7 separate regions of the Mus musculus genome follow, and all the other regions are linked to region 7. A link is a loop called in an ENCODE intact Hi-C map of the cell type or tissue named here. Cell type or tissue: heart. All regions are shown on one strand. Region 1 has its middle 44 kb from the start of Gm38628. Region 2 overlaps AI597479 (expressed sequence AI597479). Region 3 has its middle 77 kb from the start of Gm29040. Region 4 overlaps Nck2 (non-catalytic region of tyrosine kinase adaptor protein 2). Region 5 overlaps LOC115487086 (a long non-coding RNA gene). Region 6 overlaps Ecrg4 (ECRG4 augurin precursor). Region 7 holds the start of Nck2 (non-catalytic region of tyrosine kinase adaptor protein 2).

Region 1 (4,000 bases), 190 kb after region 7:
TAAGAAAGAGATCGCAGATCCCCAAAGAAAGTCTAATGCCATAGCGCATGCCTGCCTCTCCTCACATTCCACCTCCTCCAACATCCCTGTCTAGGTTGAAAATTCCTGTTTCTAGAATCCAGTTCCATTTCTCTCAGTTCTCACTGTATTTGCTTGGCCTCTCCCCTGAGGCACCTGAGACTTGCTGCCCTATTTGGAGCCTGTGGCTATTGTGGAGGCAGAAATTGTCATTTGTGTTCCTGAGTGCCTGTCATGGTATGGAGCAGAACTTTCCAAAAGCTGGAACTAAGTCAGCCCGAGTGCTAAGATTCGGCAGTATCACCTTCAAAATGCAGGTGTTACAGTGTGGTAGTATTGAAGGCAAGATCTTTAGGAAGGACTAGAATTTCAGGCTACTTTATTTTTAAACTTAAAATATGCTTCTAATGATTATCTCTCTCTCTCCCCCATTTTTTCCTCCAGCTCCTCCTAGGTCTCCAAAAAGTTTTATTTCTTTTTTTTATTAGATATTTTCTTCATTTACATTTCAAATGCTATCCCCTTTCCTAGTTTCCTCTCTGAAAATCCCCTATACCCTCCCCCTTTCCCCTGCTCCTCAACCCACCCACTCCTGCTTCCTGGCCCTGGAGTTTCCCTGTACTGCGGTATAGAATCTTTGCAAGACCAAGGGCCTCTCCTCCTATTGATGGCCGACTAGGCCATCCTCTGTTACATATGCAGCTAGAGACATGAGCTCTAGGGGTACTGGTTAGTTCATATTGTTGTTCCTCCTATAGGGACCCCTTTAGCTCCTTGGGTACTTTCTCTAGCTCCTCCATTGGGGGCCCTGTATTCCATCTAATAGATGACTGTGAGCATCCACTTTTGTATTTGCCAGGCACTGGGATAGCCTCACAGGAGACAGCTATATCAGGGTTTCAGGCTACTTCTTTCACGATCAGGTTAAAGGCACTGAGAAAGAGGCCTCAGGCAACCTTGGACTGGGTTGCTCTTCAACTCTCTGTCATAGGAGGACAGAATTCATTCTCTCTTCCCCTTCCATGACCAGGCACTTCTTGATCAGGTTAAAGGCACTGAGAAAGAGGCCTCAGGCAACCTTGGATTGGGTTGCTCTTCAACTCTCTGTCATAGGAGGACAGAATTCATTCTCTCTTTCCTTTCCATGACCAGGAACATGAAGACACACACACACACACACACACTTTAGTCTTGGGTTTCTTACATCCCAGGATTATAAGAAATAGATATCTATTCTTTAAGAAATACTCAGACCTTGGTATTTTGTTATAGCACCACAAAAAAATTAAGATAAAAATCTAGAATAAATTTTGTGAAAGATAGACTAAGCTGTTAATAGTTGATCATTAGTTCAGAAAGCATTGGACACCTCTAGAAATTAAATGCAAAAGTATGTGGGACCATTGAGATGGGTCAGAGGGTAAAGAAACCTGGCAAGACAAGTAGCTTGAGTTGGATTCTCAGAAACTACATACAGAGAACTGATAAAAACTCTAAAAAGTTTTTATCTAACCTCTACCATGTGAATACTGTGGTTCATTCATGTGCATTCCAGCAGGCATATACATGCACATGTGTGCACACAGATACAGACACACACACACTGCATACAATAAATCTTAAAAATAAACACTTATGTTGGTGTAGGTCTTCTCTGGGACAAAATACGTGAGATAATCAGCTCAAAAAAAAGAAATGTCTATTTCTTGGTTTATATCTTGGATTCAAAAGTATTAGTCCATGGTTGATTGTTCGGTTGCTTTTGAGTGAGATCACCACGCCACTTACCCTTACTGTGGCTAGAATGTGGAAAAGGTATAAACAAGAAAAAAGAAAAATAATGTGGTCCCTCAATCCCACAATCCCTCTTTTGAGACCACACCCTGAGAGACCCAAGCCAAGCCTCCTAGTAGGCCCTACCTCCTAAAGATTCCACCACCTCTCAATAGTGCCACCAGGTGGATTAAGTCTTTAGCACATGGTGACACCGCAGTTTCAAACCATGCCACAGTGTCAGGATAAAATTGCTGCACCAGGCACTGGCAAATATGTTACAGAATAACAAAACTAGAGTGTCTAATGGATAGAAATCTCGGAGTAGCTTTGCAGAGTCAGGGTGTGCTGGATAGTTTTATGTCAACTTGACCCAGATAGAGTCATCAGATAGGAAGAAGACTCAGTTGAGAAAATACCTCCATGAAATTTGACCCTAGGGGATTGTATTAATAAAGATGGATGGGGGGGCAGTTCATTGTCGGGATGCCACTCCTGGTGGTAACCCTGAGTTCTAGAAGAAAGCAGGCTGAGCAAGCCATGGGAAGTGAACTGGTAGGTAGCATCCTTCCTAGGCTCTGCATCAGCTTCAGCCTCCAGGTTCCTGCTCTGCTTGACTTCTTTTCCATCACTCCTTTTGATGATGGACTGTTACATGGAACTGTGAGTGAAATAAATACTGCCCACCACAAGTTGCCTTTGGTCATGATGTTTCATCACAGCAATAATAAGCCCAACGAAGACACTGGGCTTCAGTCAGTGAGGAGTAACATCAAAGTTAAATGTATTTTCCTAGACACATAAATTTCCTTGAACACTTCACAGTGAGGCAAATACAAAGACATGCTGGCACCAGACCTTAGTTCCAAGTTTTCGATAGTTTTTCTTAAGTTGGTTCTTTAATGCATGTTCACTGAACAGCCTTATGGATGAAGTATACAACACACAAGATGCAGGAAGCTAGCTTTTCCCAGTTTACACGATCTACTCCAGTGAAGCTCAAGGTCTTTTCAGGCCATGGAAATGTGAAGGATGCTATTTTTAGATTTTTATTTCTTTATTTGATATGTGTGTCTGTGTACCATGTATGTGCCTGGTACCTACAGAGGCCAGAAGAGTGTATTGGATCCCCTAGAACTAGAGTTACAGATAACTATCTGTAACAACGCTCTTGTGGGTGCTGGAAATTGAACTAGGGTCCTCAGAAAGAGAAAGAAGTGCATTTCATTCCAGCCAAACACCACTCCCAGGAACTCAGACTCTGGGTGTGGACCTGGGTTCCCTAGTTCTTCCTGGGTACTCTTTCCAGCCTTTTCTTTTTAGCTCTTCTCTGATCTTTTGTGATTCTATGAACCCACAGAATGCCTTTCTTTCAGGCACCCAAAGCTGCCACACTCAGCTGGGACTCAGGTACGGGACCTTAATTCTCCTTCCTATCCTCCATGTGGGTTTCTCTAGATCCTTAGTTTGCTGTAGCCTGCATGCCTGAGTCCTTCCTCCAGTCCACCTCCATTCCCTGGGGACTTGGCTTCTTGGTGCTTACCCAGGGTTTTCTTGACCTTTGACCTTCTAGCTTCTCTTCCTTTGTGACTCCCCATTGGACTCCAGAACATATCTCTACCAAGAATCCCACAGCTACTACCCTTGACTGGGATTCAGGGACTCCCTGTAACTGCTGCGCCTGGCTGCACACGCTGAGTGAGCAACAACAACAACAAAAAACAAAGAATAGAACACCCATTCAACAAGAATAAAACAAGATATCTACATAAAAAACATCTCAAACATCCTAACTCCAGGTGCCTAGATCCTAATGCAAAAACACAAAATTCAACAACCAACACTATCATATAAGTGCCCCCAAAAGCAATTTAGCTGAGATGCAAGACAAATACTTCAAAAATAGTAATTATTCATATGTTTAAAGGCAAGTACTTCAAAATAGCTATTATTCATATGTTTAAAGACCTTAAAGACAATGTGAATAAATGCCTAATGTAAACTGTGAAAACACAAACAGTTAAAATGACAGAATGAAAACAATTAAAGATAAGAAAGTACAATTTAACAAAGAATTAGAATCACTAAAGACAACTGAAATTGAAATAAAAACATGAATTGAATAACTTCAGCAATAAACTTCACAGAGTTAAAGATATTGGAAGAAAAGATTTCAGGTTTGAAGAAAAGGGAGGAGAAATAGATAGCT
Region 2 (4,000 bases), 340 kb before region 7:
AAGAGTGTTACTTAGGCACAGTCATCTAATTCTTAAAATATTCCTAAATTTCAGAAAACTAATCAAATTACTTTAAAAGGAAAGTTTCATTTGACTAGTAAATGTTGCCTACGTTGTGAGGATGACATTCTAAGATTCATGAGTGTTGGTTGTCGTAGTGGTGGTACTGGTAAGTTACGTGAACCTTCTCTTCATAGGCACTGCTGTAGAGAATGGATGAGAGCCATAAGACAAGGTTTGGAGGGCTGGGGAAGAGGGAAGATGTAAGTTTAATTTGACAGTGGCTTTAATCTCTTGTGAGTCTCTCAGCTGAGGTGACTGGAAACTTGAATGTAGTTGAATATAATTGTGCTCTTAGTCTTCTGGAAAAGAAGTACAAATGGCTCGCCATTGACCAGGAATGGCTACATCTTAGTGCTGACCTTCAGACGTCTCTGAACTATGCTATGTGTACTCTCATTTCATTTGCTTGTTGAGGTTCTTCAGTTCAAGCAGTGCTATTAGCACACTTCAGCACTTACCCCAGTAATGAGCAAACCACTCAGTGCTCCTCATACTTTCTTTCAAAGCTAAACTTCATAGCCCATGGGTATTGCTTAAAAAAGATCTTTGGCTTTATTTTAAGAATTTGCAATTTGGAGGGTGAGGTTTAAAGCTCAGTTATAGAGTACTTCCTTAGATGGTGTGCAAAATCTGGGTGTGGTACCAGCACATAGGACTCCCTACCACCACTCCCTCACACACACACCCAATTCTGCTTGTGCACACACACAAAGTTTTACAATTTGGATCTCGAACCAGAGCATTATAGTTGAGATTATCTAAAAGTGTCCTGTTTTGGTGAACTCACTGTTTTTTTCTGTGGAGAAACACGGATCCAGAGGAATGCTGTAACTAGTCAAGGTGAGACACAGCATATCAGCTGCATTCTTATTGCTGTGATGCAGCACAGCTTATGCATGCAAGACGTTTATTTGGCTTGTGCTCCCAGGGGAATAAAAGCCCACCACCATCACAGTGGGGAAGCACTGTAGCAAGCCCTAGGCAGGGTGTCAAGGACAGCTGAGAGCTCCTGTCTCAGACCCCAAATGGGAAGCAGAGAGAGAGAGAGCAACCTCCAAATGGTACAAGTCTTTAAGCTGGTGGTTCTCATCCTGTGAGGTCAAATGACCCTTCCACAAGGGTTGCCCAAGACCATCAGAAAAGAGATATTTACATTAAAATTCATAAGAGTAGCAAAATTAGTTAAGAAGTCGCAATAAAAATAATTCTGTGATTGGGGATCACTATAGCATGAGGAACTATATTAAATGGTCACAGCATTAGGAAGGTTGAGAACTACTGCACTAGAGCCTTGTGGCCACAAGATGCATGCCCTCCCTCAGATGATGTAACTGATCAAAGATGAGGGTGGGCATGAAGGCCTCAATGCCTGGATGAGGATGGAGGCTGTGTTTCACAGTACAAGCATGCTCCTTTGGTCTGTGAACACCGTGGACTTATTCTACAGTGGGTTTATAGAGTTTGCTTGTTTTGCAAACGGTCCATTAGCTCACTGAAAGCCTTCACAGTCTCAGCCCCCACATTCACTCATCCCTCCCTCGGGATTCATCCAGAGCCATGCTCAGTCCTGCCAGCTCCATCCACTGAAAGGCCCTTGTGCCGGTCACTGTTGCTAATCTCTATACCCTGTTTATTCTGTGTTTTCTATACTTATGCGTGTTTAAATCCACACGTATTCACAATTACCTGCAACGTTCAGGCCTGTGCTTTGGAGCAGTGAAATGTACCAGTTAACCAATGGGCATGAAGACTCAAATCCCACGATTACAATTGTGCAGATATTTTAATCACTGATGAGAAAGTATCCAGACCATGGAGACACTTGGTGACTGTAGTAAGGCTTTGCTTTGTTGTTTGTGGACTATGCTGTGAGAGTCTTGGGACTGTCTTATAGTTTCTCTTGTAAAATAATAATGGATTGTGATCACATGGTAAGGATAGCACTACTAATAAGCTGCTCTTGTTTATTATGGAGCTAGTTAATACTTTTATTAGTCATCTTCTATTTCTTTGATAAAACACCAAGATCAAGGCAGTTTGTAGACAGAAGGGTTTATTTGGGCTTATGAGGGGGTCTTTCCCTTAATCCAGAGCGAAGAGTCCATCTGGCATGCATTCGTGGCAGCCAGCAGTAGACAGTTGTGAGCTCCCATCTTGAACTACAAGCAGGAAATAGAGAACAAACTGGAAATGGCAGAAGTCTTTGAACTCTCCTCACCCTCCCCCATTGAAGTGCTCCTCTAGAAATGCCACAGATCCTAAACTGCCCAAACAGCGCCACCTGCTGGGGACCAAGCATTCACACCCCCAAGACCACGGGGACATCTCATTATAAATGATAATGAAATCTCTTACAAATAAGTACTTTGTACTTTAAAGCATAGAGAATTGGTTTTTTGGGCCTGGGAGTCTTCCCTCCAGTTATTTCCTTTACCACAGTCTGTTCACTAAACCTTGTTGCTTATTGGCCTGCCAGCCTGTGTGGTGCTCTATAAGAGAACATCTCTCTGCTTTCAGGAGTAGTGCTGTAGATGGATTAAGGAAAAGGCCCCTCATTGTGTTCGATGGGAGCTCAACCAGCACAAGCATCAAAGTGAAAAGGACGGAGAACGGAGCAGACGACCGGCTCAAGCCTCTTGCCCAGATAGGCTCCACCAGTGATGCCTTCTGGAAATCACCAAATTCCTCGTCGAGGATTTCACCCCTAGTGTTGTTTTCCAATTTGCCTGTGAACCATAAAATGGAGCACAATAATAATGACACTCAACAGAACCATGACTTAATGAATAGGAAAAGTCCTTCGGGTCCAGTGAAGTCACCACCTCTGTCCCCTGTTGGAACTACTCCTGTGAAATTAAAGCGGGCTGCTCCTAAGGAAGAGGCAGAGGCCACAGTAAGTGTGGGGGTGGCTTCAACATTGAGCATGGCACTGAGCATCCACCCTGTAGCCCTGGGTCAACTGGCTGTGCTTGTTTCCTGGGGTGGATAGGGTGCTAAAATCAGGCCTATTTCCTTTAGTATGTTGTGATCTGAAAACAGTAGAGAGTTTAAAATTTGGCCCCATGTCAAACTATAGTGAAATTTTGATAGTTAAGCTGACACCTTTCCTTACTATACTGATACAAAAGATTACCCTGAGACCAGTCCCTGCAGCACGCAAGGCTTAGTGGTCCCACCTGCACGGAGCTCACTGAGGATGCTGCCTCACCTGCCCAGGCTCTCAGCCTCCCCAGTCTACCCCAGTAGGTACTCCTACCTGACTCTTCAGAGTGCATCCCTGGCCAAGCTGTTCCTATAGTTCAGGGTGGGCGGACACTGCTGGAGAAGAGAGCACATGTGCTCCTACCTGACTCTACAGACCACAGTGCCCACTTGCTGCCCTGGAACTCTGCAGTGTCTGGGGTTTTTATCCTGTAGCTTATATATTTGAATCCTGGAATTTAAAAATCTACAATGATTATTGTTTTTGAAAGTTCACTAAATTTCTTTCTATGTAAAATGAATGCAGAGAGGAAGATTTCATAAAATTGTTCTCTTTCCACCTTGGAATCAAAAAGGTGAATACTCCTTTGTTGGTGAGGTCCAGAGTGCTACTGTCTAGGGCAGCACGTTTATAAAGTAGTATTTGGGCCTAGGCCCTAAGTCTGTTTGTACTCACCTTTAACCTACCTTAGAATCTACTCTTCCCTAAACAGCAAATAACTTAACTTGGGAAGGATAGAGGAGTTGTAAGGGGCGTCTCTTACACATGTGTGTTGTGCTGTGTTGAAGCATCTGGATACTTGGAGTTTACACGTCACAGCTGCATGACTTTCTCAGCTAAGTGGCCAGCCTGTACTTCTATTACAGAGAATATGCTGGACCCCAATCTGCTTACATACTGATTTTAACCATTTTTGTGAGATAGAGGAAAATGTGGGATGAAAAGAGAATAATC
Region 3 (4,000 bases), 110 kb before region 7:
CCCAACCAGAAGCAGTGGACCCCTGTTGTTGAATTAGGGAAGGCTGAAAGAAGCTGAGGAGAAGAGCAACCTTGTAGGAGGACCAGCAGTCTCAATTAATCCCAGAGTTCTTTCAAACACTGGGCCACCAAACAGAAAGCATACACCCAACACACATACAGTAGAGGACTGCCAGGTCTGTGTTCATTCAGAGATGATGCACCTAACCCTCAAGAGACTGGAGGCCCAGGGAGTTTAGAGGTCAGGTGGAGTGAGAAGTGAAGACATCCATGTGGAGACAGGGTCGGGTGGGGAGGAGGTGTGGGATGTGGAAGGGTCAGAGGGTGGATGGGGAGGGGTGGGGAATAGAATATGGACTGTAAAAAATGAATTACAAATAAAATTATATTTTAAAAAATGTACTACTACCGCACTGAGGATCAAGCTTCCAGTACAGCAACCTTTGAGGGACAAACATACCAAAATACAACAGAGTCATTCTCCCATTAACTTCCTCCTGGATCTACAGAGATATCTGGGTCTCACCAGGGAATAGCTTAGTCTGGAAATGGTGTGAAGTAGGGTGAGCACATTTAGCTCTCTATCTGTCTCACATTAGCTTCTGTCTCCATTTAGAATGGACATGCAATTGTGTCTCACTTTGAAATTTAGAGACCTAATGGGCTATTTACTCACACAGAGGCAAGGCTCTTGCACTGACCTGCGTTATCCTGGGATCAATCCCAAAGCCTTTTTACCTGCCTTCAGCTCATGTCTACCTTATTTGACCTAACCTGTGTTTAGACTTGTCTGAATAGTGCTCACTGTTTTCCTGCAGACGCCATCATTGAACCATCCTTGCCTACTAGCACCTACATCTCATCCATGCATGCCCATAGCAGACCAAGCTTATAGGTCTCCAGTCAGGAAGGCTCCCCTTTACCTTTGGATCCTAGAAACCATTGTTTTAGACAGCGGATGTTTAATGTATATACATTGGGCCAGCCAGCTAACCAGCCATTCCTTTGCTTGTTACTTACTGGATGCTCTGGACAAGTTGATCACAGTAAATCAGGCAAATAGAATTATAATCCTGAACTTCAAGGAAGTAAATCCAGAAAGAAGACTGGGGAGCCAGTTAATAATTGCTCTAAGTTTAATAATCATCATAAGTCAGTTTTGGAAGTATGAAAGGGATGCTCTCAGCTCCACCAATGAGGAAAACGAAAGAACGTACAAAAGCCAGACACACACCCAAGGGTGGCCAGAGGGTCATATGTGTCCTCGTGGTCTTTGCCATAATCGATGGGGCAGCTGTTAACACCCCTCATTGCTGATGAGCTACAGGGAAATCATCCCTCTGCCATAAATAGTCCCAAGAAATGTTCCAGAACAGTAGCTGCCCCGCATGGTATGGTTTGAAGACACTCTTCCTCTCAGTGGGCATCCTACAAAGACTTGGCAGGAACAGGATGGCGGCACAGCTTTTACAAGCAAGGCTAAGTATGGAAGACCCTCTGAGGCAGGGACCTCTCTTTGAGAAGTACAGTCTCCTCCCACAGGGACAAGGCTATGCTGCCCCAGTCATTCCACCCTGTTCTATCCCCTTTCGTGCCCCATCATCAACTCTTACAAACAACTGCTTCTGCAAGTGCTTTTCTAAGAAGCCTGGAAAGAGGATGTTGGAAACATGCAGGGGTGAAGTTCAGGAGAGAAGAGGTCTGGACTGTGGCCAGGGTTCTGTGTGAGTGAACACTGCTGGCTGCTGAGCCACTTGACCTGTGACCTGAGGCCTGGGAAAGCTTGCTTCCTCTCTTTCATTTTATTTATGGATTCATGCAAGCTTCCTATTTATACAACCATTCTGACAGATGCAGGCTTTCATTTGGCCACATCTCAAGGCTGGATGACTTTTCCCTCTGCCTGACTAGCTTCCTCTAGCCAGGGCCCACTACTTGGTCTCTATAACAATAAGGCTTCCATGTCCTTCCAATGTGAGCCTATTTGTGTGCTGGGATGCTCCATACCTAAAAGCTTCTGTGATGTAGTCTCGGAATAGTCTAGTTGTGTCACATCCATTTGGCTGTTGATAGCTGGGACATTGTTAATTTCCAACTGTTAGATGGAAACGTTTGTCCATCCGCACTAATGGATATTTGCTTTCTGTTTGGAGACTGTATAAAACAATAAGACTTTGGTAGCACATTTGACTGACTAAACCTTTTCACTTGTGTGTAGATTTTCTGAATAAGGGAAGCAGAACAAGTCACCAGTCAACATGTGGATCAGTGTCTCTCATGACACATTATGGCAGCAAGAGACAAAATTCACACATCGAGGGTCATAGGGCCCTCACTTTGCAAGCTAATGAACTTAGCCCAACCTCTCTTCTGTGTTCCTTTGGACAAGAAGACATTGTGTGGAGCAACCCTGAGCCTTCCGGAAGCATGAGGACCAATGAGATCCAGGCTTTGCTTGCAAGCCCACATAACACAGGGAAACTTTGTGATACTATCCTCTGCTGAAAGCCCAGGGCAACAAACCAGAGATGTCCATTTTTAATTAGGAAAATGGAATAACAATTAAGCTCTCAGTAGCAGGAATTTGCTAATGCAAGACCAGTCATTGTAAAAAGAGCTGAAATCAGCCCCGGAGACAGAAGACACCAAAAATAACTTTTGGGTCAGAAAGAAAAGACACTCCAACACCACAGCAGCCAGCCTCCCTCAAGCTGCCTCTTTGCTTGCCAAATATCAGAGGGATGGTTTATTATTCAGAGAAGAAAAAAGTTTTCTGAGTTGGTCTCATTTGTTTGCCTTAAATTCATACGGCCCTCTGCATAGGCTGTTGGGGAATTTCTCATTATTCGTTCCTGCATCTTTAAGGCCAGTGAGTCCACTTTTCAGGGGAAGCTCTGACCAAGAATAAAGGACCCTGCCCAAGCATGAGTCACCTGGAATAGTAATTAGAACTAAGCCACAATAGCCAGCACAGGAGATCAGTAGGAGGAAGGAGTTGTGACTTCACTGTCCCCTTGGCTGGGCTTGACCTCCAAGCTCTTCCCAGATCCTCAATCAATCGTGTCTCTCTCCCTCTCCCTCTCCCTCTCCCTCTCCCTCTCCCTCTCCCTCTCCCTCTCCCTCTCCCTCTCCCTCTCCCTCTCCCTCCTTTTCTCTCCCTCTCCCTCTCCCTCTCCCTCTCCCTCTCCCTCTCCCTCTCCCTCTCCCTCCCTTTCTCTCCCTCTCTCCTTCCCTGCACCCCTTTCTCTCTGGCATTTCCTCTGTGTGTTGGTCACAAAACTGCTGTTTGGAATCAGTCTGGGAATCAAGAAAAGGTTTAGGTCAGAATCAACCACCAGTTCATTGTCTCACTTAATATCTCCCAAGTAAAAAGATCCTAGATAAGAAAGAGAGATGGAAGTTCAAAGTGAAGGTGATGAAAGATGAGGAAATATTTTTATTTTAAAGATAATTTAAAATATTTTTAAAGATGACAATGAGGTTCAATCTAGTTATTCAGTCGAAAGAAGGCAGTGTGTCAAAATATTAGAGAAAAATCCTATTATTGTAGCCAAGTGAGTGGTATACACAGACAGCAGAGAAGGGTAAGCTTATAAGTTATCAAAGACCCAAGATATTTGAATGTTTTCAAAATATTCCTTGTTTAAGAATAGTTCAAGTTTTTAAAAGATTTTTTTAGCTCACTAGTGAAAGATATTCACATTTCCCTCCCAGTTGATATGAAATGAAGAATATTTAAGCAGTCCTTTCCAAAGCAAGAGAATGCCTTTCATACTTGACTTGTAGAATTTCAGTAGATTTTAGTAATAATATAATACCTAATCGCTGGAAAGTTTCAAGGCAAACACATCATTCAGTTTTAGGTAAATATGGGTTTGGGTTTTTGTTTTGTTTTTTTTTTGTTTTGTTTTTGGTTTTGTTGTTGTTGTTGTTATTTATATGAGTTCATGTGAGCCCATGTGTGGAAGTCAAATGCGAAACCTCAAATATCAATCTGGTCT
Region 4 (4,000 bases), 58 kb after region 7:
CATGGGGACACAAGCTCCAAGCTCTTGCATTTTGTTTTTAGTTTTCTGATTCCATGGGGTGAGCAGCCTTGTTTCACTTCTGTTCTCATTGTGGTGTTCTGTCTTGTCTTCGCTAGTTTTATGTCAACTTAACACAAACTAGAATTGTGAAAAGAGGAAACCTTAATTGAGAAAATGCCTCCATAAGATTCTGTTGTAGAACATTTTCTTAATTAGTGATTGATGGGAAAGGCTCAACCCATTGTGGGCGGTGCCATCTCTGGGCTGGTGGTCCTGGTTTCTATAGGAAAACAGGCTGAGCAAGCCAGTGAGCAGCTCTCTGGCATGGCTTCTGCGTCACCTCTTGGCTCTAGGTTTGGGCCTTGGTGGAGTTCCCATCTGACTTCCTTCAGTGACTACAGTGTAGACGTGTAAGCCCAATAAACCCTTTCCTCTCCAACTAGCTTTTGGTCATGGTGTTTCCGCATAGCAGTTGTAGCCGTAACTATGACAAGTTATGTATCATGCAGAAGCAACTGACCAAGGCCTGAGCTCTGAAGATGAACCAGAATAAACCTTTGCTTCTTTGAAGTTTCTTTTCTCAGATATTTTAACACAGTAACAGAAAGCAGACTACACCATCTGCTGCTGCAGGAGTGTGCTAAATCATCTGGAGTTTTGTTGGCTATGGGTAGGAGTGATCTTCAAAGCAGAGCATGGAGAAGGAATAGAAATTCAAGGGGGAGAGGGTTGTGTTCGTAGGAGAGCCCTTGAACTTTGGCTGTGAAATGAGTGAGTTCCCTGTTCTTTGGGGGCAGGGTGGCGTCCCTGTGGTGTTGTCTGAGGGACGTTGGAGAAGAGTGCCTGGAGAGTAGAGCTTTGTAAATGTTCTCTTTTTCTCAGTGGGGGGAAAAAAGACAGAGTCAGAAAAGAGACAGCGGAGCATTTTCTAACAGAGTTCAACCTGGTGAATTATTGACCCTCTGTGTTTTCTGACACTCGTGCACTGGTTTGATCTCACAGTAGAGTCGACTAGCGTTGGGTCCTGGGCTGGCAGGTGTTTTCTCAACTTGACACAAACTAGGGTCATTTGGGAAGAAAGGAAATTAATTGAGAAAATGGCTCGGTTGGATTAACTTGTCATTAAATCTATAGGGCATTTCCTAGTTGATGATTTATGTGGGAGGGCCCTGCCCATTGTGGACAGGTGGTCCTGGATGGTATAAGAAAGGCTGAGCAAGCTATGAGAAGCAAGCCAGTCAGCAGTACCCTTCTGTGGCCTGTGAATCAGTGCCTGCCTCCATGTTCTTGCCCCGGCATCCCTCAGTGGTGGAGTGTGACCTGAGCATTCTAAGCTGAGATAAGCCTTTCCTCCCCGAGTTTCTTGGTCATGGTGTTGTATTGCAACAATAGGACCCCTACATGCATGGCATATACTCGGTTCACTCTATGCTGTTTAATGTTTACAAGGAAGCAAGACAATCCTTTCTCTTTATTCTCCATATCACGTGAGGAAAGTTTACTTTCTAACCCGGTTTTAAGCTCAGTATGTGTTCTGGTATCAGATAACAGTCTCCTCTTTCTGCACTTGTGCACGTGAAGGTTGATAGCATCCGGTCTCTGGTATTTGTTCCATAATGCTTGTGGAATGGAAGAATAGTGTTAGCACGATGACACTTGGGAAACCTCATTTTTACTTGGCAAGTTAGGAAAGTTTTTCTCTGCGAAATTCTTGGAAATGTCGTGGTTCCTTTTGTTTTAGATGTCAGTCTCTGCAGAGGAAGATTAGCTACGCTTTCTGAGATTTTTATCTAAAATAATCATGTTAATATAAAATAAAGGTCCTGGGGTTGTCTTCATAGGATGTTTACTGTAAGGCTGATTGATAGTTTGAATGACACAGCAGTTTTAGAAGCAACCTAAAAGTTTATTTTTTTTTAATAGACAAACTTTCTTATAGCAAATCGAATTGAGAAGCCAGGCTGTGTGTTCCTGTAATTCACTTTGACCCCTACTCTCCTGGGCTTGTTTCAGAAGGGTAGGGCAGTGTCTGTGATGTGCCTTTTTGGCATCATTTTCACTTGGCAGGCATGCAGTACATTCACCTTAATAAGTAAGACTTCTCATGTAGTGCTGCCAACAGGGTGACTGATGTAGTCTCTGAGGAAACCTGCCTTTATACTTAAGTAGTAGCCTCAACATCATATATACCTGCAGGCTGTAGATCAGGGATTTGTTTCCGGTTTGAGTCTTCTGCATCCCCATGCCTCATGCAGGCCATTCATTCTGTTCATAGTGTGAGGTGTCTCCAGTTGGCTTTTGTTCGTTTCCTCTTCTTGGCTCTAACCACTGGTGAACACTGGGACCTTTGGTCAGCAGCGTGTGTGTATTCTAATTCTGTAGGTCTCAGGTAGGGTTTGCTTGGGATAAAGATGGAGCAACATCCTTCTCATTGGCTTGTTGCCAGTGGAGCGTTTCTGCTTCCTGAATGCCTACTTCCAGCATTCTCCTTCCTCCTAGTGTAACCTGTGGATATTCTGCTTTGCCAGTTCTAAGTTGGATGGCAAAGCGAAGCGGTCATTTAATTCATCATTGGAACCTTTCCCAGATCTCTGTCTGCCTCAGGTTTTCCTGGTTTTGATTTTGTTGGGGTTTTCTTTGTTTTGTTTTGGCTTTGCTCGAACATTTTCTTGTGAGACTGATTTCAAGAATATACTTCATAAGGTTGATGAATAAAATTATGAATTCAGAGAGAGTTCAAAATCTATTCTTGACTATGTTTTTCCAGTACACCACATTGCTGTGTGGAGTTGAAGTTGATCATTTCAGAATGTGTAAATGCAAGGATTTACATGGGATGAGGATTATCTGAGACCTGCTCGGACAAGGATGGGGTTTGGTCTGGTGCCAGGTGGTTTTTGACTTGCCTGTTGGTCCTTTGTGCCTGCCTAAAAGGCTCGCCACGTTGATCTCTGGGTTCTTGTCTGATTTCCGTTTCAGAAGTGCTGACACAGCTAATCTGAGTATTTATGCCTATTACCACTTGAAGCTCAGTGGGTGTCTCTTTGGGGATATTCACACAGAAATGGCTTAATTGGATTTCAGCCCAGACACAGTATCTGAATGGTTCTTTATGAATTGCATTAATTGGGCTACTGCCATAGGAAGTCTACCCTGCCCCCCACCCCCACCCCACACACATACAGAGGGAGGGGGGAGGGAGGGAGGGAGGGAGGGAGGGAGTGACAAAGACAGAGACAGAGATTAGAATAGAATTTAGAAGTGCTGTGATTCAGTTCTTTTCATTGGCTTGTTGCTAATTTGTATAATAAATGAAATATTTTAGAATGTGGTAGCTCATCTTTGTAGGGAAGCTGAGGCTAAACAATTACTGTGCGTTTGAGATCACTCTGAGCTGTATAGTGAATTCCAGGCTATTTCAGGTTAAAGAGGAGCACCCTATCACAAAAGTCAGAAAATCAAGACAGGCATACTAGAGAACAATGAATAGGCCAGGTATGTTGTGCATACCTTAATCCCAGCATCAGAAGGCAGAGGCAGGTAGATCTGAGTTTGGGACTAGCCTAGTGTACATAGTGAGTTCCAGGGCAGCCAGAGCTACATAGTGAGACTGTGTCTCAAAGGGGGAAGAGAGATGAAGAGAATGAGAACCTGATAGGTAAATACAGTTTGTAAGTATAACTCTCCTTAGGTTGTGCTTTTGTGTCATTTTCTAAATTCTAGGATCATGTGGCTATTCACACCGGATTCAAGAGTATAGTCTGTATGGGGATGAACCTTTGAAAGGAAAAGATTTAGGGCCTGAGTGACACTGCCTGCTTAAGGCCATTTGGCTATTAACAGTGCATCTTATGATGTAATTGAGAAGTGACAGTTTTCTGAGTGTGGTAGGCCCAACAGCATTGGAGAGGGTGATGTAGGACTGAGTTTGAGGTCAGGCTAAGCTATATAGTATGTTCTGGGATAGCCTGGACTAAAGTGAGACCCTGTCTCCAAAGCA
Region 5 (4,000 bases), 140 kb before region 7:
ACACCTCCTCTTCCTGGCCTTGGCCTACTTTTTTTTTCCCAATGACATTTGAAGCCAGGTTTAATGCTAAGCAGTGCCCAAGTAAAAACACAGATAAGGGCAGGTGGCCTTCTTCCCTCAGAGACCCACAACTGCCTGTCGCTTCCTGTGGGGGAGGAGCTGAATGGTTGCAACTCCTTCAAGGATCACGCTTCTGGAACCCCACTGTATGACACTGTATGACGTCTATGGGCCGTGTCCCTCTCTGCTCAGGTATGGGCAGTTCAGGGGATCCCTTTGCTGTGCTTGAGCCCATCCTCATATCCATATGGTACCCTATGAAGGCTGCATTGGGGGCCAAACATACACGTTCTCACAAGGTGGGATTTGAATATAATCACCTTGATTATGTACAGGGAGTTCCTTTGGCAGATTTTGAGATTTACCTGTTGATGGGGGATACCTAAAATCTAGTCAGGAGAATTAAGTTTTGAGAAAGCGTATTCATATTTGAGGAGAGCTGTTTGGTCCATTGGTGAAAAGCCATCAAAGTATGTATAAATAGTCCACGCAAGCATCCACTGGGCAGCATAAAGGGGCCTACGGTGAATCCTGGGAAGCTCAGAGGTGATCGGGGTTAATGCACATCCCCCAGAAAACAGAAATTTTGTTTCCAGGATGAGCTGGCTAGAAGATGGAGCAAAGCTGGGAACAGAAATTGTACCTGTCTCTTGGGATGTCAGGCCCATGCCGGGCAGGATCTGATACCTTCAAACCCCTCATTATAACTGAACGGAAGAATATGGACGCGCTTTCTTGCTACCCAAGTTTTTCCTTCTGTTGCTGCAGTTGGCATTCTGTTAAGTCTCCATTGGAAGGCTCTCGGTGTAGTGATGAGAGTGTTTTCCAACGCTGTGATTTGCCTGGAAATGGAAAGAGGAAAAGCCTGGTAGAAAAGAAGTCCTGTGGGATCGCTCAGGATTTGCTTGTTCCTCTACTATGCTGCCTTTCAGTGATTGCCGAAGACTTCATTTTTACTTCCTACAAGTGGCAACTTTATCCACAAGTATGAAACATTGCACTCTTCCATCAAGAACATCCATCGCTTTTGTACACACACACACACACACACACACACACTCACACATATGCATGCATGAATACCCTACGCATGCATGCATACGTCCATCAGTCTCCCGAGAAAGATCAGCAGACAAGCAGCAGGCCCCCTCCAAGTGTGAGGACAGGGTTAAACCTGTCTGCAGATTTCTCAGCTCACTTTTACTTAGGGGCAAAGTCAGGCTCCAGCCCCAGAAATCATCCTCCCCCTCCTTTCCACCTCTTTCTTTCCCTAGGGTATAGTGGAGCCTGGAAGCCCAAGCCTGCCTCCTTGTGATTGGAGCATCAAACAGACAAAAAATGCTGAAGCTGATTGCTGCAGCCCAGTTGTGTCCACCAAGGAGATGGTACCTCGGAGAAGGAAAGGAGTCCTGAGAAATCTGTCCTCCTGGATGGGCAATGCCAGTATCTCTGGGTGGGCATAAGTAGATTTTTAATTAATAAAAAATGAAAGTGTGAGTTTGGCTGCTTCACTTCTCTCTCTGCCTCCCACCTCACATCGCTCGGTATTATATTACATCATGCAATAAGCAAGCACAGAGACTGTCTCTAGATAAAGCCCCACCTCTACCCCCACACCAGACTTCCCACTTCCTGAACTACGAGCAGTAATTGTTTTCCTTTATTAATTACTAAGCTAGTAGGAGTCTGTTTCAGCAACACAGAGCAGACTAAAATGGTGATGTAATCTCAGCAAAAGGTCTGCTCTTCCCTGGAGTAAGCGGGTAGAGGGTGATGGTCTAGGAAAGCACAGAGACCCTGCCACGTTTCACTGAATGAGTCCGAGGAATCACGATGGCCAGGCAAAGGTCTTGCTCTTATAGTTCATACTTGACTTCAGACTCCCTCTAAACACTCCCATTTGCACTCACCAAGACCACCAAAGGGGATCATGCAGTGCTAGACAGGCCAGTGTTTCCCAAAAGGCTAACAGAAACACAGATGCTGGCTCAGCTGGAGTGTTCCACTCAGTAAGTCTAAGGCATGGCCTCACGGTGTACCTCTAACATCCTCTATAACATCGATGCTTGACGTTCAGGAGCTCTACTTGGAGGCTGAAGGGGGTGAGCAGGCGGTGACAAGAGTAGGCAAGCCAAGGTCGTCCTCCTGGGCCATGCTAACTCGTTCAATGACAGAGACTCACTGGAGTCTCTCTTCCACTTAGCCAACTTCCTGCTTGACTCATCTATGACACAGATTCTATGCCAAGACCTGTCCACGGTTTGAGATTCACTATGCTTGAAAACTAACCAGTGTTCCCTCACTTTCAGTTTCCAAGGTCTCAAGTCCCACAGGGCATCGCAAGGGGACTAGCTGACATCCACCCCACCAGTGGGTCATTTTGTTACGATCAGAGGAGTGGTTTCTGGTGATAGTAGATCACTTGGGCTTTGCCCCCAGAGAGGCAACTCTTTATTTCACTGAGAGTAACTACAACAAAATTCAAATTAAAACAAAAAAACCTCTTTCATTCCAGGGTAGATATTATCTCCATACATGAAAGCTATTTGCCATATAAGCCATATTTAAAAATAAAGACTGGAGCAAATGCATAGAATTCCTCTACTGTCCTGTCAAGATAACAGCCACTATGGTTATAAAGTTATACATGTTTAAAGACATATTCACATCTTGGAAGCTGGCACCATTACCTCAAATAGCTTATCCACCCCCTAGTACTGCTATAAGAAGGCACCACAAGCTTAGACTCTTAAACAAACAAACAAACAAACAAACAAACAAGCTTGTCATCTTGCAGTTCTAAAGGCTCTCTGTCTGACCTCAAAGTGTTGATGGACTATGCTTCTGTCAGAGTACCTACAGGGGTAAGGGGTTCCTTTCTTTCTTTTTCTGATGTCTTATAGTTCCTAAGTTCTCTGGCTTTTTAGAGGCATTGCTCCAGTCTGTTTCTGTCTTCATATGGCATGCACCCAGGTGCCTGCACCTTCCCATGGCAGTGTGTTGACGACACCAGCCTGATTGATTCAGGAGTCATTTGCTCCAGTATGAGCCTCTTCTTGTCAAACAGACAAACCAACAAACAAAACAGCAACAAGATCCCCATGAAATGATTCTCTTTCCAAACAAGGCTGCATTCTGAGGTGCTGGGGGTTTGAAGGCCAACTCATTTTCAAGGGACCTGCAATAGAATACCTGACAAAACGCCATGACAGCTGCTAATCAATAGGTCTTCAAATGAGAGGATTATGAGGGATTACCTCGCTTGCCATCACAAGGTCCTTAAAAGTTAGAAGACGGAAGCCGGGCAGTGGTGGTGCACACCTTTAATCCCAGCACTTGGGAGGCAGAGTCAGTGGAATTCTGAGTTTGCGGCCAGCCTGGTCTACAAAGTGAGTTCCAGGACAGCCAAGGCTACACAGAGAAACCCTGTCTCGGGGGGGGGGGGGAGTAGAAAAGGGAAACTGGGAGTGAGTCAGAGTGAGACAATGTCAGGATACTACCCAACATTGCTGGTTTTGAAGAGGAGGAAGATCCATAAGCCAAGGACCATGGGCAGTCCCCAGGAAAAATAGACAACAGATTCTTCTCTCTCCTCTGAAAGGGACACACTTTTACCTGGACCTTGGCTTTAGCCCCATGATACCTCTGTGGAACTTCTAACCCACAGACACACAGGCACATTTGTGTTATCTTAAGCCACTGTGTTTATTACTTTTCTCAAGGTTGTGACAAAATTCCAGGCAGCAGTGGCTTCAGCAGGCTAAGTTTGTTATTCCAGCTCATGGTTTCAAGTGACATCAAGGCTCTAATGGTGGGAGAGCCTAGTGGCAAGAGCAGGGCCTGTCCATGGCAGTGGGGGCTTGTAGTACAGCTTGCTCCCTCCTTGGCAGATCAGAAGCAAGATCTGGGGCTAAAACTGGAATCAGATATCAACACAAAG
Region 6 (4,000 bases), 290 kb after region 7:
CTAGAAATGGAATTGTTATGTGACCCAGTTATTCCACTTGTGAGTGTATACTCAAAGCAAGTTCTTAATTGCATTTGGACCCCTTTTGCAGATGTAAGCACAGATTTGTCCTTTTCTCAGAAACCCTGGATAGACTGAGAGGATAATAATCCTGAGGAGAAGACAGCACTACTACCTCACTGTGGCCTTCTCTATCCTAGCTTCTCATGGCAGTCCCAGACCCCTTTAAACGCTCTGTTTTTTACTTAGTGTTTTCTCTCCAGGGGCTTTGTGTCTACCCTTCATGAGACCAACTAGCCTGTGTACAACTCTTAGGTACCAGTTGGCCGAATAGATGGTGTACTCTTTCAGGCTAGACACACTATTTCCTATCAAATTATCAAGCTGATTAGTTAAACTCTTTAAAAACTAAACATATTTAACAGCTAATGCCCCCCCCCAAATAAAGCTTAAATGAAAGACATTTAGAGAAAGTTGCAAAACTGTACAGCGATTTTAAAGAGCCAAATTCCCAGGCTTGCCCTAGAAGGCTCACCTCTGCCTGGCTCTTTCTCATGGGGCTGCCTAGCCTGTATGGGTCTGCACCATGGGCATAGAGCCCACCCTGAGTCCAATGAGAACCATCTTAATATCCTTAAAAAAAATGTTACCTCTGAAATTCCCAGCTGGTTATTCCTGGAGGATTATGAATTTGGGAGGAGGGCACTATAGGATCTATTACACCCTGAAGATAATGTTTGCTGGAAGCTGCATGTGATAAGCAGGAAGACATTAGGACTAAAACCACTGTTTTAGTGAGAAAAGCTCAATCAGTAATGCCCTTGTCATCTATTCGTCTCTGTTATCAGTATTAGCCCTCGATACCATGCACTGTTTTTCTTGTATGGCAAGTATCCCCAAACCCATTAAATACTTTACTACGGAGCTGTTAAATCAGGACAGGGATCAGCAGCTCTTATTTACAACTCTGACTTTTGCATTCCATAAGGTGCAAAAATCGCAGGAATTACGGACTCTGAAACTGCTTTCTGTTTCTGTTTCTGTTTCTGTAGATGGCATAAGTGGAAACAAACTCAAGAAGATGCTCCAGAAACGAGAAGGTAGGTCTGCCTCAAGCGGGTAAGGATGTGTTCACTGGTAACTGCAAGCGGCAGAACAGCAATGATGACTGTGTTCATGGAGGGCTTGTATTAGGAATATGAGAAAGGCTTGCAGACCTGGAGGGCTTGTTCTGTGGGTATGTGGTGTGGCATTCTGCTAGGTAAGTATTATTACTAGTAAACATTTGCCTTCCCCCACCAAAAAACAACAACAACAAAAGCTGTCAGTGTAAATGCAGAAACAGTGTTAATTGAATTTTGATTATTTTATACTGGTGAAACACATCTAAAGGGTCTGAGGGCCCTAACCCTACCTGGTGGGGTGGGTATAGAATGGCACTGTTGAAGCTCTGCCTATCCAGTCAGCAATTAGGAAAAGGCATTCCCATGGGGAAACCTTTCTATTACTAATTTCTACTGAAAAACAAAACAAAACAAAAAACAAAAACGAAAAGGCAGTTTCTGAGTTATATGATAGCAACAAGGAGACATAGAAGTAAAATATTCTAGAAGTCAAAATGTGGGCTGTTGGTCACTGTTATCAGTTAGGTCAAATGGAACCATTGTGCTGTCTAGTGAACATCCTTTCTCTTCTCTCCATCTCCCTCTATAAAATTAGCTGTTGAAGAGATTAGAAAATGTGAGCCCCATTTCTGATGTGATAATCAACCATTTACCCTCCTCCCCCCTAGCTTGTAGTGGCGCCTGAAGAGGGAGTGAGGTGGGGAGGTTGGATGACAAGCAGGTACAGGGGAGTACGTTACACAATGTGCTGCATCACTGCAGGGCGGCTACAGCTCAGAACAACCCACTGCACATTTTATGAGCAACTAGAAAAGAGTTTAAAGCTTCCTAACATGAAGTGATAAGCATTTCAACGGAGGGAAATGCCAATGAACCCACTTTGATCCTTGCGTGTATATATAGCATACATATTTACAATTTCTATGTGTTAATTCAAAACACAGCGTAGTTAAACCACATTAAAATTCTAGTAATAGCCTGGGGCTAGAGAAATGCTCAGTAGTAGTTAAGAGCACTGGCTGCTGTTTTTTAAGTTTAGGATTTTATTCCCAGCATCCACGTGGTATTTCCCAATTGTGTATAACTCTGGTTAGGGGATGATGCCCTCTTCTGGCCTTTGTTGGTACTGTATGTACATGGTGCACAGACATACATGTAGACAAAACACCCATACACATAAAATACAAACCTTGTAAAACATAGAAGGAAAAATTTCTTTCAATAGTAAAGAGAATATTGTTTTCAAAAAATAATTCATTCTTTGTCTTTTTGGAACGAACCTTTTCAGGACCTGTCCCGTCAAAGACTAATGTAGCTGTAGCCGAGAACACAGCAAAGGAATTCCTAGGTGGCCTGAAGCGTGCCAAACGACAGCTGTGGGACCGTACGCGGCCTGAGGTACAGCAGTGGTACCAGCAGTTCCTCTACATGGGCTTTGATGAGGCTGTGAGTATACTTTTCTGAGGGAGAGCCTTGGACACTATAGGGCAGGCTGTGTGGGACAGAGGACCGGCCTGAGGGAGAGGGCCTGAGATGGTAGACTTTGCTTCTTAGTAGTGTGTTCTCTGTCGCTCTGTCAAAATATCAGAGTTCATGTTTAGCTTGTGGTTCTGGAGGTCTGAAGTCACAATCTGGCTCTAGTAAGAACATCTTGGTACACGGTGTCATAATAGCAGGAGCAAGTGTTAAGAAACTGTGACATAAAAAGCAAGAAGCAAGTCTAAACTTGTTATATTAATATTTATTTTTCATATAATTTTTTTTATTATCTGCTTGTTTATTGAGACAGGATCTCATGTAGCCTAGCCTGGCCTCAAACTTGTATACAGTCAGGGAAGACCTTGAACTTCCTAGTGCTGACATTATGGGTGTGTATCAGCACACCCACTGACCTTCACAACCGCCAGTCCTTACAAGAACTCACCCACTGTGAAACACCACAGCATCAGTCCTTTCAGTAGGTAAAGCCTTCATGACCTAACTACTTTGCACCAGGGCCTCACTTCTTAAAGGCTCTCCAGCAATGCCATACTGGGGACCAAGCTTCTAGCTTCTAGAAGCACACAAACCATAGCCAAGCCACAGGGCTTTTTATTCCAAATGTGTGGGCCCACTCTTCACTGCATGCTAGCCATCCAGGTGGAGAGGAGGGACCCAGGGAATCTGTGAGCCAAAAGGCTGCATCTAGCTTCCCGAAGAATCTTATTTTCCTAGAAATGCCTTCAGCCCTGCTGTTCAGTTTCAACTGGGCATCCTCAAAACAACTCGCTAAATATTACCATCTTTGCCCAGAATCGGCTGAAACAACAAGGTGGGTATATGGACTCACGAAGACCATAAAGGAGAGGTGGTTCTTGCAGATGTTTAGGGGAAATTGCATCGGTGCACTCACGAGTAAAGCTGCTTTGCAGTTCATATGGGCCAGGAAGCCCCAGTGAGCAAAATCAGCAAGTTAACTATCTTATGAGACTATTTCAGGTCACGTCATTGTCTGGGCTACAGGGACAGGCAAGAAGGGAGCAGGACAGGCACTCTAGATGCCACTCACCAGAGACCATCCACAGAGTGGCTGAGGAGTCCAGGGTAGACCTCAAAGCCTGCCTTCAGGCTGCAGGGAGCATCTGCAGCGGGCAGCTGAACATGTTTGCATGTTCATGAACATGAGACTCACAGAGGGTGTTTGACGTACTATGCAGGGTAGAAAGGCCCCCTCTCATTAGATCAAACCATGTGACTGCACCATCCCCTGCCTTCCCATCCCTAGCTTCTACACATGCCAGTCCCTTCCCTACTCAAGTAGCTCTTCTTTTGCTGTGCAAGTAGCTACATACTTAAGCTAGACTCTATGTCAGGAGTGATTTGAAGTACTTAAAAAT
Region 7 (4,000 bases):
CTTGTGGTGGTTGAAATAGATTTGGCCCCACAGACTCATGTGTTTGAATGATTGGCCTACAAGGAGTGGCACTATTAGGTGGTGTGGCCTTGTTGGAATAGGAAGTACATCACTGTGGGGGCAGGCTTCAGGTCTCCTAGTGCTCAAGCTCTGCCCAGTCTCCTTCTGGCTTCCTTCCGATCAAGATGTAGAACTCTTGGCTCCCCCAGCACCATATCTGCCTGCATGCTGCCCTGCTTCAGACCATGATGACAATGGACCGAACTTCTGAAATGGTACTCCAGCCCCAATGAAGTATTTGCCCTTATAAGAGTTGCCTTGGTTATGGTGTCTCCTCACAGCAATAACACCCAAACTAAACTAAGACACCTAGCTGCATATGTATCAAAAGATGGCCTAGTAGGCCATCACTGGAAAGAGAGGCCCATTGGACACGCAAACTTTATATGCCCCAGTACAGGGGAACGCCAGGGCCAAAAAGTGGGAATGGGTGGGTAGGGGAGTGGCGGGGAGGGTATGGGGGACTTTTGGGATAGCATTGGAAATGTAATTGAGGAAAATACGTAATAAAAAAAATGTGGAAAAAAAACCTAAGACACCTCTCTCTCTCTCTCTCTCTCTCTCTCTCTCTCTCTCTCACACACACACACACACACACACACACACACACACACACACTGATCTATCATCTATGGATTTAATTGGGGGCTTGCTTACAATTCCAGTGGCTTGGTCCACTGTCATCACGGTGGGAAGCTTGGTAGCAGCCAGGCATGTTGCTAGGGAAGTAGCTGAGAGCTATACTCTGATCCACTGTGCAGCAAGCACACAGACACCCAGACACACAGGTGCTGGCTAAGTTCAAAGCTTACTCCCAGTGACTCATCTCCTCCAACAAGGACATACCCTCCTAATCTAAATAGTTTACTAACTGGCCTGCAAATATATGAGCCAAGGGGAGTCCTTCTTGTTCAAATCTCCCTGGAGATCTTATACAGAATCAGTGAGAGGAGTCTGAGGCCACTTTTCAAAGCAAAAGCTTAAAAACTGTGTCCATATCGTCTTACTTATTTAGCATAAACTAATTTTAAGTAGGGCTAAACTATTGGTTAGAGTTCTGCCTTCATTGTTGTAAAGCTAGATAGTAACAAAGATGAGGTCTGTAACAAAGAACGGATGAAGCTAGCATCTCCGACTGGAAGAGACTGTTGGGTGTGCTGATTTTGTACAGGATGCCTCCTAGTGCCCTCGTGTCAGGCTACGTGCCAGGTACTTAACATAGAAGGCAGGTAAACATCTCATGTGATAAAGCCGAGGAAGTTGTGAAACACCTGTGTAAGGTGACACAGTTCAGGAGCCTACGGTCAATGGCTGCGAGGACTATAGCCAAGCTTCCTCACGTTACTTATGCCTGGGAACTTCCTATAAGAAGGCAGGCAACTTTTCTTTCTTTCTTTTTCTTTTTTTGTTACGTAGGGTGAATTGTTTCTGCCTTAATAAGGAGGAAACAAGGGCTAGGGTTGAATCTCATTAACATAAATGTGAGTCGTCCGACCTGAAAGCGGAATTTATTTGAATATCAGGGGTTCCTTTGGGGTATAAGGAGCGAAGGAGCTTGGAGAAGAAACCTCTGGATCCAGTCCTTCTCTTCGATCCAGGGTTCTAGCTTTCCAAGTTTGCTTATAGGTTAGCTACTACTCAAGTCTGGGAGAGCAAGGTTTCCTTCTAAAGCTTTCTCAGCCTCCTGTACTAAAGAATTCCTGGGCTCTAATAAACTGGCCAGGACGCTGCGGAGGCAGCTGAGGTCGGGTTTCCTCTCCTCCCCCACTAGGAAGTGGTCCCGCCTGGAGGTTGGGGGTGGGGGGGATGGAGTAAAAAAGTGTCTGGATGGGAAAGTAAATAAATGCAAGGCAAATAAATAAAGAAAATGCCCACAAGCAATTACTGGGAGGAAGTGACATTTTTATGTAAGTCACTTTTCTGACAGACACCAGGCCTGTTTGGCTGAGAGTGCCGTGGGAATGCTTGGGGGGCGGGGTAGGGAGGTCGCTGTAAGGCTCCCGACGCACAGCCGGGTGCGGAGACCACCCGGTCTCGTGGGCTGCAAGTGGCACCTCCTTATCCCTAGCAGCCCCTCCCGGGTGCCCCCAGCTCCAATCTAGAGCGGGTTACGGCTTGAAGCCCCCAGGCGGCGCTTTCCCGAGGCCTGGCTGGGACTCCCAGGTGGGTCCCCCGCCCCGCGTGCGCCGGGCTGGGCCGGCCCCTGGGCGGCGTCACGGCAGCCAGGGAGGAGCGCGGGCGGGGAGCGCGCGGAGGCGGGCGCTGCGCGGGAGGGTCGCCGCCGCGGATCGCAGGCCGGTGCGCGCGGCCGAGCGGGCGGCGGCGGCGACGGTGGTGGTGAGGAGGGCTCGGCGGCAGGCAGGCTCGGGGCTCCCGGGCCGGCGGGGTCCGCCGGGTCCAATTGCGTCCGCTTGGTGGCGGGAGGAGGGAGCGGTGCAGACAAAGAGCGGCATCTGGGCGGGCGCAGCGCGGCCGCCGCCCCGGGACTCGCGCTGCTGCCCTCCGGCCTCGGCGTGCACTGTGCGGCGAGGTAAGGCGATGGCGGGGGCTGCAAACTTGGGCCGGTCCGTGGAGTTGGAAGAGAGGGGCGAGCGGGCCGCGGCCGCCCGGGGAGGGCCAGGGAGCGCGTACCCCTGCGTACCCGGCCGGTGCCCTCAGCCCCGCCGCGGCCTGGCGTCCCCGGGCACCCGCACCTCGGATACACACACCTTCCTGCGAGCCCTCGCCTCCCTCTGCCTGGGGCTGGCGTGGGGGTGGGGCGCCCTCCGCGGGCGGACTCCGGGGACCAAGGACCCAAAGCCCTCGGGAACACTAGCAGCCCTGGCCTGTGGGCGGGCGTGGGACCGAACAGTGGCCAGGTCGCCGGGCGCGCGTGCCTGGGAAGAATAGCCTGGGATCTGAGGGCCACAGCGCTAGGAAGCGGGAGGCTGCGATGGCCGGGGAGAACTTCCAGTATTTAGAACTATTCGTGATCCGGCACAAAGCTGCTGTCACGTTCCATAAAGGAGGTCCTTGCCTCGGCGCAGGGCGCTTTTGTGCCTGGTTCCTTCCAGTCCCTGCGCCCGGTCCCGCATTTCCAAGACTTAAACCTCCTCAACCAAAGTTTTTCCCGGTTGCTCTGCCCCCTCAGTTTATTTATTCAGGGCGATTTAAGCAAGTGGTTCTGCAAGAATTTGATGTGTGACTTTTAATGCCCCGGTGGCACCTCCCTTTTGAGCGCTGTTAGCTTGGCATTGTGTGGAGAGGTTTGATTTGCAAAACGCTGTTATTTATACACAACAGCGATCCTCCCGGAAGGTGTGCGCGGGTGGTGGTTAATGGATAGCAGAGGTGACTTACAGTAGTATTGTGAACAGCTTGGGGACACAGCTGGGTGCCAAGTGGAGTGGGCCCTGCCACCCTAACCCATTCAGGTTGGCCGCTTCCTCCTTATTTGGCTCTCCTTATTTTGCTAACAGGTTTAAGGCCAGTCTTGCCAAGTTTGCGTCTGTGTGTGGGATGAACAGGTCCGAGTTTGGGCTGGAGGTGCACAGGCCTGCTCCTTGGTTGACCCAAAAAGAAACAGCCCGTTGGCCAGTGGGCGTGGCTTGCTGGTATCCTCCCCTGGAGACTTCTCTGCTCCTCTCCCAATACAGGCTTTTCTGCAGAGATTTTGAGGAGGAATGAGAATAATTTTGGGTGTGTTTCCAGCCTGGGTTTTTTTTTTTTTTTTTTTTTTTGGTATAGTTAGCAACTGTGGTTTTTCTAGTCTAAAGGTCACTACTTTATCAGAACATCTCAACTGTGCTGTGGGCACTCCCTCCATTCACTTTCCAAGTGTTTATAGATACAGAGGTAGAAACCGGACTTTCTCGTGCATGTGCCTGGTTTATGTAGCGAAGGCAGCCAGTGAACACAATGGAGAAAGTGCACTTTAGACAGATAAGGTTTTACACCTTCG

The links. Hi-C counts contacts between places; a loop is a spot of excess contacts. Peaks named below come from ENCODE experiments on the same cell type or tissue, not always from the same donor. Only the 100,000 strongest peaks of a DNase experiment are listed, where the experiment ranks them.
Region 1: it touches region 7 in a loop (2.0-fold over the local background); 9 of 42 quality-filtered maps call a loop at or near these places.
Region 2: a loop joins it to region 7, with 2.1 times the contacts of the local background. A loop is called at or near these places in 2 of 42 quality-filtered maps.
Region 3: it touches region 7 in a loop (8-fold over the local background); 4 of 42 quality-filtered maps call a loop at or near these places.
Region 4: it touches region 7 in a loop (2.7-fold over the local background); 4 of 42 quality-filtered maps call a loop at or near these places.
Region 5: a loop joins it to region 7, with 4 times the contacts of the local background. A loop is called at or near these places in 18 of 42 quality-filtered maps.
Region 6: a loop joins it to region 7, with 6 times the contacts of the local background. A loop is called at or near these places in 10 of 42 quality-filtered maps.

Annotation. Positions count from the first base shown.
Region 1 is chr1:43,633,946-43,637,945 of GRCm38, forward strand. No RefSeq gene overlaps it. Among named protein-coding and RNA genes, the nearest start is that of Gm38628, 44 kb to the right of the region's middle. In heart, a CTCF peak has its summit at 1,972 (motif pointing left); no DNase peak of the experiment used is centred here.
Region 2 is chr1:43,108,418-43,112,417 of GRCm38, forward strand. It overlaps AI597479 (expressed sequence AI597479), which reads left to right. Exons shown (of 4, transcript NM_133818.1): 3 at 2,581-2,956. Among named protein-coding and RNA genes, the nearest start is that of AI597479, 12 kb to the left of the region's middle. In heart, a CTCF peak has its summit at 2,359 (motif pointing left); no DNase peak of the experiment used is centred here.
Region 3 is chr1:43,335,806-43,339,805 of GRCm38, forward strand. No RefSeq gene overlaps it. Among named protein-coding and RNA genes, the nearest start is that of Gm29040, 77 kb to the left of the region's middle. In heart, no CTCF peak of the experiment used is centred here; DNase peaks (open chromatin) are centred at 1,766 and 2,926.
Region 4 is chr1:43,501,403-43,505,402 of GRCm38, forward strand. All of the region lies in intron 1 of Nck2 (non-catalytic region of tyrosine kinase adaptor protein 2), which reads left to right. Among named protein-coding and RNA genes, the nearest start is that of Nck2, 58 kb to the left of the region's middle. In heart, no CTCF peak of the experiment used is centred here; no DNase peak of the experiment used is centred here.
Region 5 is chr1:43,300,711-43,304,710 of GRCm38, forward strand. LOC115487086 (a long non-coding RNA gene) reads right to left here. Exons shown (of 3, transcript XR_003947810.1): 2 at 704-902. Among named protein-coding and RNA genes, the nearest start is that of Gm29040, 42 kb to the left of the region's middle. In heart, no CTCF peak of the experiment used is centred here; no DNase peak of the experiment used is centred here.
Region 6 is chr1:43,736,148-43,740,147 of GRCm38, forward strand. Ecrg4 (ECRG4 augurin precursor) reads left to right here. Exons shown (of 4, transcript NM_024283.3): 2 at 1,053-1,100; 3 at 2,413-2,570. Among named protein-coding and RNA genes, the nearest start is that of Ecrg4, 7.5 kb to the left of the region's middle. In heart, a CTCF peak has its summit at 2,238 (motif pointing left); no DNase peak of the experiment used is centred here.
Region 7 is chr1:43,443,438-43,447,437 of GRCm38, forward strand. It overlaps Nck2 (non-catalytic region of tyrosine kinase adaptor protein 2), which reads left to right and starts at 2,314. Exons shown (of 5, transcript NM_010879.3): 1 at 2,314-2,590. In heart, CTCF peaks have their summits at 2,163 and 2,780; DNase peaks (open chromatin) are centred at 2,274, 2,854 and 3,604; H3K4me3 peaks cover 2,843 bases; H3K27ac peaks cover 2,897 bases.